Regions from separate parts of the Homo sapiens genome. Here region 2 is linked to region 1. A link is a contact called in ENCODE Hi-C data. All regions are on one chromosome and are shown on one strand. Each heading gives the region's core, a stretch centred on a gene start or an enhancer-like site at or near the end of the contact. The rest is flanking DNA. Distances are from core to core; before and after follow the strand shown.

Evidence for each region. A loop is a pair of places that touch in the nucleus more often than their neighbours do. Pooled maps may share reads with other maps.
Region 2: a map with no recorded cell type shows a loop between it and region 1 (10-fold over the local background). The contact joins the promoter of DAAM2 here to the enhancer-like site in region 1. A Hi-C loop is called at or near these places in 1 of 168 maps with a recorded cell type or tissue (esophagus muscularis mucosa), 1 of 37 single-sample maps with no recorded cell type and 1 of 50 pooled maps.

The regions. Positions count from the first base shown.
Region 1 is chr6:39,528,516-39,532,770 of GRCh38, forward strand. All of the region lies in intron 13 of KIF6 (kinesin family member 6), which reads right to left. Among named protein-coding and RNA genes, the nearest start is that of KIF6, 190 kb to the right of the region's middle. RefSeq lists enhancers at 1,862-2,001, 2,112-2,171, 2,192-2,271. Within about 2 kb of position 1,821, at least 3 of the 41 ENCODE cell types and tissues checked have a DNase peak (open chromatin) inside an H3K27ac peak, as active enhancers do.
Region 2 is chr6:39,790,135-39,794,389 of GRCh38, forward strand. DAAM2 (dishevelled associated activator of morphogenesis 2) reads left to right here and starts at 2,242. Exons shown (of 25, transcript NM_001201427.2): 1 at 2,242-2,331.

The DNA.
Region 1 (4,255 bases), core at 571-3,070:
AATTCTATTTCTAGTTTTTCTAGGAACCTCCATATAGTTTTCCACAATGGCTGTATTAATTTACATTCCCACCAACAGTGTACAAGGGTTCCCTTTTCTCCACATCCTCCCCAACACTTGTCATCTCTTGTCTTTTTGATAATAGCTATTCTGACAGGTGTGACTTGGTATCTTATTGCAGTTTTTAATTTGCATTTCACTAATGATTGGTGATATTGAACATTTTTTCATGTATCTGTTCATAGACTGGAAGAATTAATATTGTTAAAATGTCCATGTTACTAAAGTGATCTATAGATTCAATGTATTCCCTATCAGAATTCCAAAATCATTTTTCATTGCAATAGAAAAAACAAATTCTAAATTTCATATGGAACCACAAAAACCCCTGAATATCCAAAGCTATCATGAGTAAAAAGAACAAACAGCATGGTCCTAGCATACAAATAGACTCATCGACCAATGGAACAGAATAGAGAGCTCAGAAATGAACCACACATGTAGACTCAACTGATTTTTGACAAAGATGCCAAGAATACACAAGGAGAAAAAGAGACTCTTCAATAAGTGGTGTTGGGACAACTATTTATATGCAGAAGAACAAAACCGGATGCTTATCTCACACCATATTCAGAAATCAACTCAAAATGGACTAAAGAGTTAAACTTATCTGAAACTGAAAAATTACTAGAAGAAAAGATGGGGGAAAAAACTACATGACACTGATCTGGGCAATAATTTTTTAGATTTGACCCAGAAAGTGTAGGCAACAAAGGCAAAATTAGACAAATGGGGTTACATAAAAATAAAAAGCTTCTGCAGAACAATGTAAACAACAGAGAGCAGAGGCAACCTATGAATTGGGAGAAAATATTGTAAGCCATACAGCTGATCAGGGATTCATATCTGAAATAGATAAGATATTTATAAGAAAATCCAATAACTCTACAGAAAGAAAACCAATAATTCAATTTAAAAATGGGTGACCTGGCCAGGCGCAGTGGCTCATGCCTGTAATCCCAGCACTTTAGGAGGCCAAGGTGGGCAGATCACAAGGTCAAGAGATTGAGACTATTCTGGTTAACACAGTGAAACCCCGTCTCTACTAAAAAATACAAAAAATTAGCCAGGCGTGGTGGTGGGCGCCTGTAGTCCCAGCTACTTGGGAGGGTGAGGCAGGAGAATGGCATGAACCCAGGAGGCGGAGCTTGCAGTGAGCCAAGATCATGCCACTGCACTCCAGCCTGGGCGACAGAGCGAGACTCCGTCTCAAAAAAAAAAGGGTGACCTGATAGACATTCCTCTTAAGAAGACATATAAATGTTCACATTATTCTTTAAGACTGAGATGTTCTTTCTTCCATCTTTGAATGTCCAAATTCTGCCCATCCTTTGAGATTTAACTTTCATGTCACCTGCTCTGTAATGCTTTTCTCAACCTACTTATTAAATCCTCTCCTTCTCCTTTGAATTCACAGAGTATTTCTTCCAATTCCTGCTTAGAGCACTTGTTATTTCAGTCTCTGCTCTTTGGGTACAAAGCCAGCCTCCACTGTTTAAATGTAAGCTCCCCAAACCAGAGACCCATTCTCCGTTCACCTTGGCATTGCCTACAGCATGTACCCTGGTACCCTGGGCCTTTCTATATACACAGCAGGGACTCAACAAATTCTCATTGAGGAGGAGATAAGGGTCTGGAGCCTCCAGGCTACAGCTTTGGCTTTCATTTCACCTTTTAAAATGCCAATGGCATCATCTGTGATGAGTGGGTTCTGTTGGTATCTCAAAGAGTTAAAGGAGGTGGTGAGTCATCAGGGCTCTCAGAACACTGACTGGTTCCAGGTGACTATTTAGAATAGGCAGTCAGAAAACTAAAACAGAAAGAAATTTTTAAAAAACTCCAACCTTAAAATGCCTCCTATTTTAAAGTGAACAATACAACTCTTTCCAAACTACGGAGCGGAACAATCTCTCTCATTATTTCAATGAAACCAAAACAGACATTTAAACTCCAAAACAACAACAAAAAGCCCCAAAGCCCCTAACCTTCCTTGGCCATGTCAGGCTGCTTGCGCAATGACTCTGCAGGGCTCTCTAGGGAACCATGAATTCGGTTTCATTTTCTAATCTGAAGGGAGTTATTTTCAGCATAAATTGGTAAAGTGGAGGTGAATGGGAAATGAGAGAGGGTTGTCAAAGGGGAGACAGTTTCACAGCAGTTTCAGAGATGGTCAGATTTACTTACTTTCTGCATTAGAAGCAGCCCTAGGGACAGTTAATAGAAACTGTTAACACTGACATAAGGCAGAAATTCTTTCAAAACAACATACTTATTAATTTTTTTGTATTTGGTTTAGTTTATACAAGCCTCTTGTATATAAAATAATGGAATAATAAAAGCCTGATCAGCTCCTAGAATCTTAAATATTGTAATGAACTATCCCATTACCTGTTGCTTTGCCGCCTTGATTCATCCACAACAATTTTCATCCTATTTGTAGTTTTGCCAAAAAAAAACACATCAATCCCCAATCAATCCCTCCCCCAAATGGTGAGATCATTATCATTCCATTTGTGAGCCTACCTCTGCTTAAAGTTATTGGTAGAACTATATCCAATAACAGTGAAAACAACTCAAAAACCCTTTCAGATAGAAGTCTCTTCTTCAAAACTTTAACCTCATTTGTATTTGGACCTTACAAAAAATTTCCATTCTTTTTTCAATGATTTTCTATTCAAGTAAACTTTATTCATTCTCCAAACAAAACTCTAGTCTGTCTCAATAGCAATATCAAGGGAGGAAAAGAGTTACTGAAACTCTTGACTATAATTATAAGGAAGGAGAGTGATTATAAGATGCTGTGGGGAAGAAGAATTATGAGAAGGGAGATGGTGTGGGCAAGAAGACATAGAAATAGAAAAGGCCTGGCACACAACAAGGGGCTGGGCAGTGATATCTGAGGCCATTTCTGCATGGGTACAATAGTGTGTGCCTTTGGAAAAGGCCAGTAAACAGAGCTCCTCCTCTATCATAAGCCATGAGGTTCTAACATGAGTACCGATTTTATTTCAGCAGAGATGCCAATCCCATGCTCTCTATAGCCAACAATGTCAATTGGGGAAATTGTGGGGCCAGGGAAGGCACTCACGGTTCTTGTCTCCATGAAAAGCCTCACCAGCCACCCAGACACCAGGGGGCCAATCCTCACCCTTACCCCCAGCATCCAATCTGCCCCAGATCCCTGTCCACTCGACCTCATAAATGCTTCTGATGCCCCTGCCTCTCTCTCATCATCCCTGTCCTTTGGCCTGGACTTCTGCTATGGCCTCCTAACTTGTCATGCAGTCTTAGTGTCCTCTGTCAATCCCTTCTTCCCATGTCAATCAACCTGTCGTCCCAGCCTTTCACTCCCCAGATCCTAACCACACCTGGCTTTTGTACTTCCTAAAATGCTCCTTCCACCACAAAGGCCTGGAAAGCTATTCATGCCATTGATTCTCTCTGCTTGTAATATTCCTTCTAGCCACATTTCTACCTTCACCCCCGCTTTTGGGATTTTCCTGGTCTTAACCGGAGGTTGGCTTCCTGGTATGTGCTTTCTCAGTAATACAGACGTGTACTTCTGTAATCGATTGTTCAGTGGCTGTCTTCCCTGTCAATCTGTACATACTCTGAGGTCAGAGGCTGTATTTGTCCATGTATATTTTATTCTGTAATATGGAATAAAACAAGAACTTATAGGATAAAGATTAAATGAGTTAATCCAGGCAGAGAACTAGAATAGTACCTGATGTATATAAGGACTGTGTAAGCTGTGGCCATAGTAATACTAATTAGCACTATGCCTAGAACAAAGGATGTGCTCTATAAATTATTTGTTGAATGAAAGAGGAATGAATAAATGAATGAATAAATTAATGAATTCAGCAATCCAGATGGCCCCCTTTTCCCAACCAGCAAAGATGTATAGAAAACTATCACAGGGAGGAATTATTGATCTTCATTGTCTACTGCCATCACAATAAGTGGTAAAAACAGCAAGTTTGGTTTCCTGGGATTTTGAGTTCATTCTACCATGTTGCTGAAAAAATATTCAAAGCAAGGAGAAATGGAATTAAGAGATAAAGAATTGTAATGTCACAAAATGTATTTCCATGCTTCTCAATCTTGTCTTAACTAAAATATATGCTTCTTAATGAGCACCATACTGCTTAATTATTTCCAGGCTGAATCCTTCAGAAAACCATGCATGTCA
Region 2 (4,255 bases), core at 992-3,491, 260 kb after region 1:
CTCCCAGACCTAGAATGCTTGCTCCTCAGCCTCACTTCCCCTGTTTCTGTCCTCATGATGTCCCCAACCTGCCACCTCTGAGTCTCTGGCCCTATCTTTTTTTGTGTTTTTATTTATTTATTTATTTATTTATTTATTTATTTATTTATTTATTTTTTTGAGACGGAGTCTCGCTCTGTCGCCCAGGCTGGAGTGCAGTGGCGCAATCTCGGCTCACTGCAAGCTCCGCCTCCTAGGTTCACGCCATTCTCCTGCCTCAGCCTCCGAAGTAGCTGGGACTACAGGCGCCCACCACCACGCCTGGCTAATTTTTTGTATTTTTTAGTGGAGACGGGGTTTAACCGTGTTAGCCAGGATGGTCTCGATCTCCTGACCTCGTGGTCCGCCCGCCTCGGTCTCCCAAAGTGCTGGGAATACAGGCGTGAGCCACCGCGCCTGGCCAAATCTGATCTTCTCTTAAAGAGAGTTTGTGGAAGGCATCCTCTGTCTTCTGTATTACAATCTCACTGGTCAGAACTTGGTCTCATAGCAATTGTGAGCTACCAGGGAGTCTGGGATGGTGAATATTGTAGATTTCTAACTTCTTTAGTTGAGAAAGGCAAGGGAGAATGGGTTTGTCAATGGCTTCTGGAAACCTATTTGCAGGGTCTGCTGAAGAACAGAGCTCACCTTGCCAGTGGAGCCTTGATATGAGAGAGGGAATGGAAGGAGGTAAAAGTGGGGTATTATGCCAGGGAGAGCAATCCCACAGTGACCAAACAGCAGCTCCCTGCTGCAGGGCCCTCGGTGGCTTGGGTCAAAACAGCGTGGCCTCTACCGAGAGGCCCAGCCCTAAGACAGCTCCTTCTGGCAATCAGCTCTAACCAGCTGCTGCCAAAGAGGTAAACACATTCCAAGTCCTTGAGTCCCTGCTGCACTGTAACTGTGGTTAAAACACAACCCCGCCTCTACCAGTTTGGGCTAATGGAAAGTTCACTATAGTTGTGTTTTAATGATGATTTGCAATTATCCGTGCCCCCTCCCATTCATGGTGAGATGAATACCTAAACACTTATGTTGTCTAACCATATAAGTATTTTGCATCTCACGTGTATCATTTTAAGTTCATTTCATTCTCCAATCCTTGGGAACCATGAAGGATAACACATTACATTCTCTTTTTTTTTTTTTTTTCCTCTGGAAGATCATGCATTACATTCTCTTTTTTTCTCTGGAAGGGTGGCCCTTAAACCAAGCCATTTCCCTAAGCCCCTTTGGTGAGGTGGAGAAACAGACAACCACTAACACAGAACAACCACTGAACACCCAGAAAACTGTATACAGGTCATCACCCAGTGGGGGCACCATTTGCTTGCAGAGGGAGCTGGGGAAAATAGGAAACAGAGAAGATCAAATACTCCCCGTGAGGGTGTTGCCAATCCCAGAGAGGACAATTGCTCTTGACCAAAGCAATCTCTAGTTCAGTCAAGGAGACAGACCACAATCACATTTAAAAAAAAAAGAAAAAAAAAAACTAAAAGGAAATTTTAAAAGTATGAATAAGAGCTATTGTAAACTGCTCAAACTATGCATACAAGCAATGAAGTAAGATGAATTGACTGGCACTGAATTGGAAAAGCTATACAGAGGCAGGGAGTGTGGAACATAATTTAATAAAAATAAACTTAAAAAAATATATATACACTCCCAAAAAAGAAATGGAAAAGTTGTTAGGGCGTGGACCAGGACTCCTAATTAGCTGTTCTGTTGTGCCTGATTTCGCTCCTGTCTTGCCCAGCACCCCTTGGGACACACTGTCCAGTGCAGGGACACTTTGGGGAGGGACAGGGGATTCCTTGGCACCGGGACCTTCACCTCCGAGCCGGCCTCAGACCAGGCCATTTGCCCGTAGCCCAGAGGAGGAGCCGGGGAGAAACCCGCTGCCCAGGTGGCCACTTTTGCCTCTTTGACCCTTCCATGTTTCCAAAACAGAAGGGGCCCTGAGAACGCTCCCTGCCAAAGTGGGGAACAGCTACCCTCATTGTACGCCTCGCCCTGCCGGTGGCGCTCTCCCCCCGCCTGCGTTCGGTCTGAAAGTGTGAAAATTACAAATCCCAAGAAACTGCAATCAGAAGTCTACCTAGGGAAAATTCAGAGTAACCTTGCCATAAATATCCCGCTCCAAGACGCCTGACGTCAGAGCGGGGCGGGCGGACGGGCGCGAGGCCGGGCCTGGAGGGGCGGCAGCCGCGGCTTCCCGGGGATAGCGCGGAGCACGCAGCAGCGAGCGGAGCGCGGGCGGCGGCGCCGTACCTCGGGCTGCGGGAGCGCGGGCGCCCTGGGGTCCTCGGAGTAAGTGCGGCCGGCCCTGGCGCTCCCCGTCTTGGGGCCCGGGCCGCGGGGAGCCCTCTCCGCTGGGCTCCCACACTTCTCTCCCTCTGCTTTCTTTAGCATGCCCCGCGGGGCTTGGGGAGGCAGCAGCTCCGCAGGCTGGCGGTTTTGTTTCTCCAAAGTGTTTGCAGGAGCCGCCGACCCCGGAGTGGGCTCCCAGGGCCTGTGTGTGTGTGAGTTGTGTGTGTGTATGAGTGTGATTGCGTGTGTCTGTACTGGCACATCTGGACATAGGAAATGTCTTTGGAAAACTTTTTAAAAATGTTTTTTGCGGCTTTGAAACCTGACCCCTGGTTGTCACAAGTGGACAAACACAGAAGATACCCCGCAAAACTGACAACTTTTTGGTGGTGGCTTTTCCGGGTTCGGCTTGAACCTTCACTTGGCTGGGCTGAAGTCTTCACAAGCCCCCAGCTCCCACTTGCAGGCCTGGCCTCTGGCCAGTGGGCAGGGCAGCCGTAAGGTTCTTGTTCTCAGTGGCAGTGGGACCCTGGGCGGGGGAAGGAGCATCTCAGGAAAGGGGTCCCCGGACTCTGGGGCTCTCAGCACCTGCGGTCGCAAACCAACCTCATGCCCTGACTTTACCAGGCGTCGGGACTCTGACTTAACCGGGGAATGAGGGACTTGGTCTGGCGGCAGGTAATTTTGTGAAGAGGATGAGAAGGAAGAGGGGGAGGTGGTGGTGATGGCCAGGACGCTGTGGCCCTGTGTCCAGCCGTAGCTTGGGAGTGGGATGGTTGGTTCTGCCACATGGCCACGGTGAGGTACGTGCCAGGTTCTCCAGGAGTGCCGCGTGTGGTGCCCCAAACAAGATGCAAGCTCCTAACATAAAGAGACGTGTCTGAGCTGTGGGGTGGAGGAAGGGGGGCGGTGGGGGAGAGGGAGATTTTTATCAAAATTGAACACAGATTGCTGAGATCTGGGCTTGATTTAACTCTTCTCTCTCTGCCTCGGCCACTTCTCCACAGTTTTGGAGTGGATTTGGAACGTTTCTCGGAGGGTTAGAGGAAAATCACACCTCTCCGGAAAAGAGTCCCCATAGGTTTTCCCTTGATGCCCACGTGGGAATGAAAGCAGCTTCCCATCTTTAAAAAGTTCAAAGTCTTGTGTTTTCCCCCTTCTGAGTTTGGTGTTAGTTTCCTGAGTTTCTTTGCAAAGCCAGCTGAAGCGGGGGATGGATTTTCCCTAGGGCCTAGGGCGGAAAGTGTGCTCCACGGAGAGTAGGGGAAAAAAGCAGCAGTGAGGCTGTATCGATCCATCATCCCTGAGTAGCACAGTGCCAGGCACTGCCTGTCAATAGCTGGGTTCCACAAACGAGTGACCACAGACAGACTGAATTTTCAGCTTTGAGCTAGCCAGGTCTCTGGTTTTGTATTTTGCAGTAGAGCCAACCTACAATGTCTGGGTGGGAGGAAGATTACTGGACTCTCCCTCTGTCCTAGAAAAATGAGAAAATGAAGGGACAGGGAGGAAATCTGGATGTAAAAACAGACCCACAGGAAGTTAAGATTCAGGAAGGATTTTAGAAATTATATAAATTGAACCCCAGGGAAGCTCCATAAAAGATGGAGCAGGCAGCAATGTCAGAAACAGACTCATTTAACTTCAGGAGTACGTTGTCAACTGAAGTGTAATGAAGGAGGAGGAAATCATCCCATAGGCAATGTAAACAAGGGTGCATGTAAACAGGAGTGACTGGTCCCCATGAGATGCACATGCCTATGTGTTTTTACACATACATGACTGTGTGGTGATGGCCATGGCCTTAGACATGGGAGGATAAATGGTCTATTTCTTCATCTGTGCTGGGAACTCCATCTAACCCCCATTTCTTCCTTTATGCAAACAACTGTGCTATTATTGTCTTGCTCCCTGGTAGTTGCAA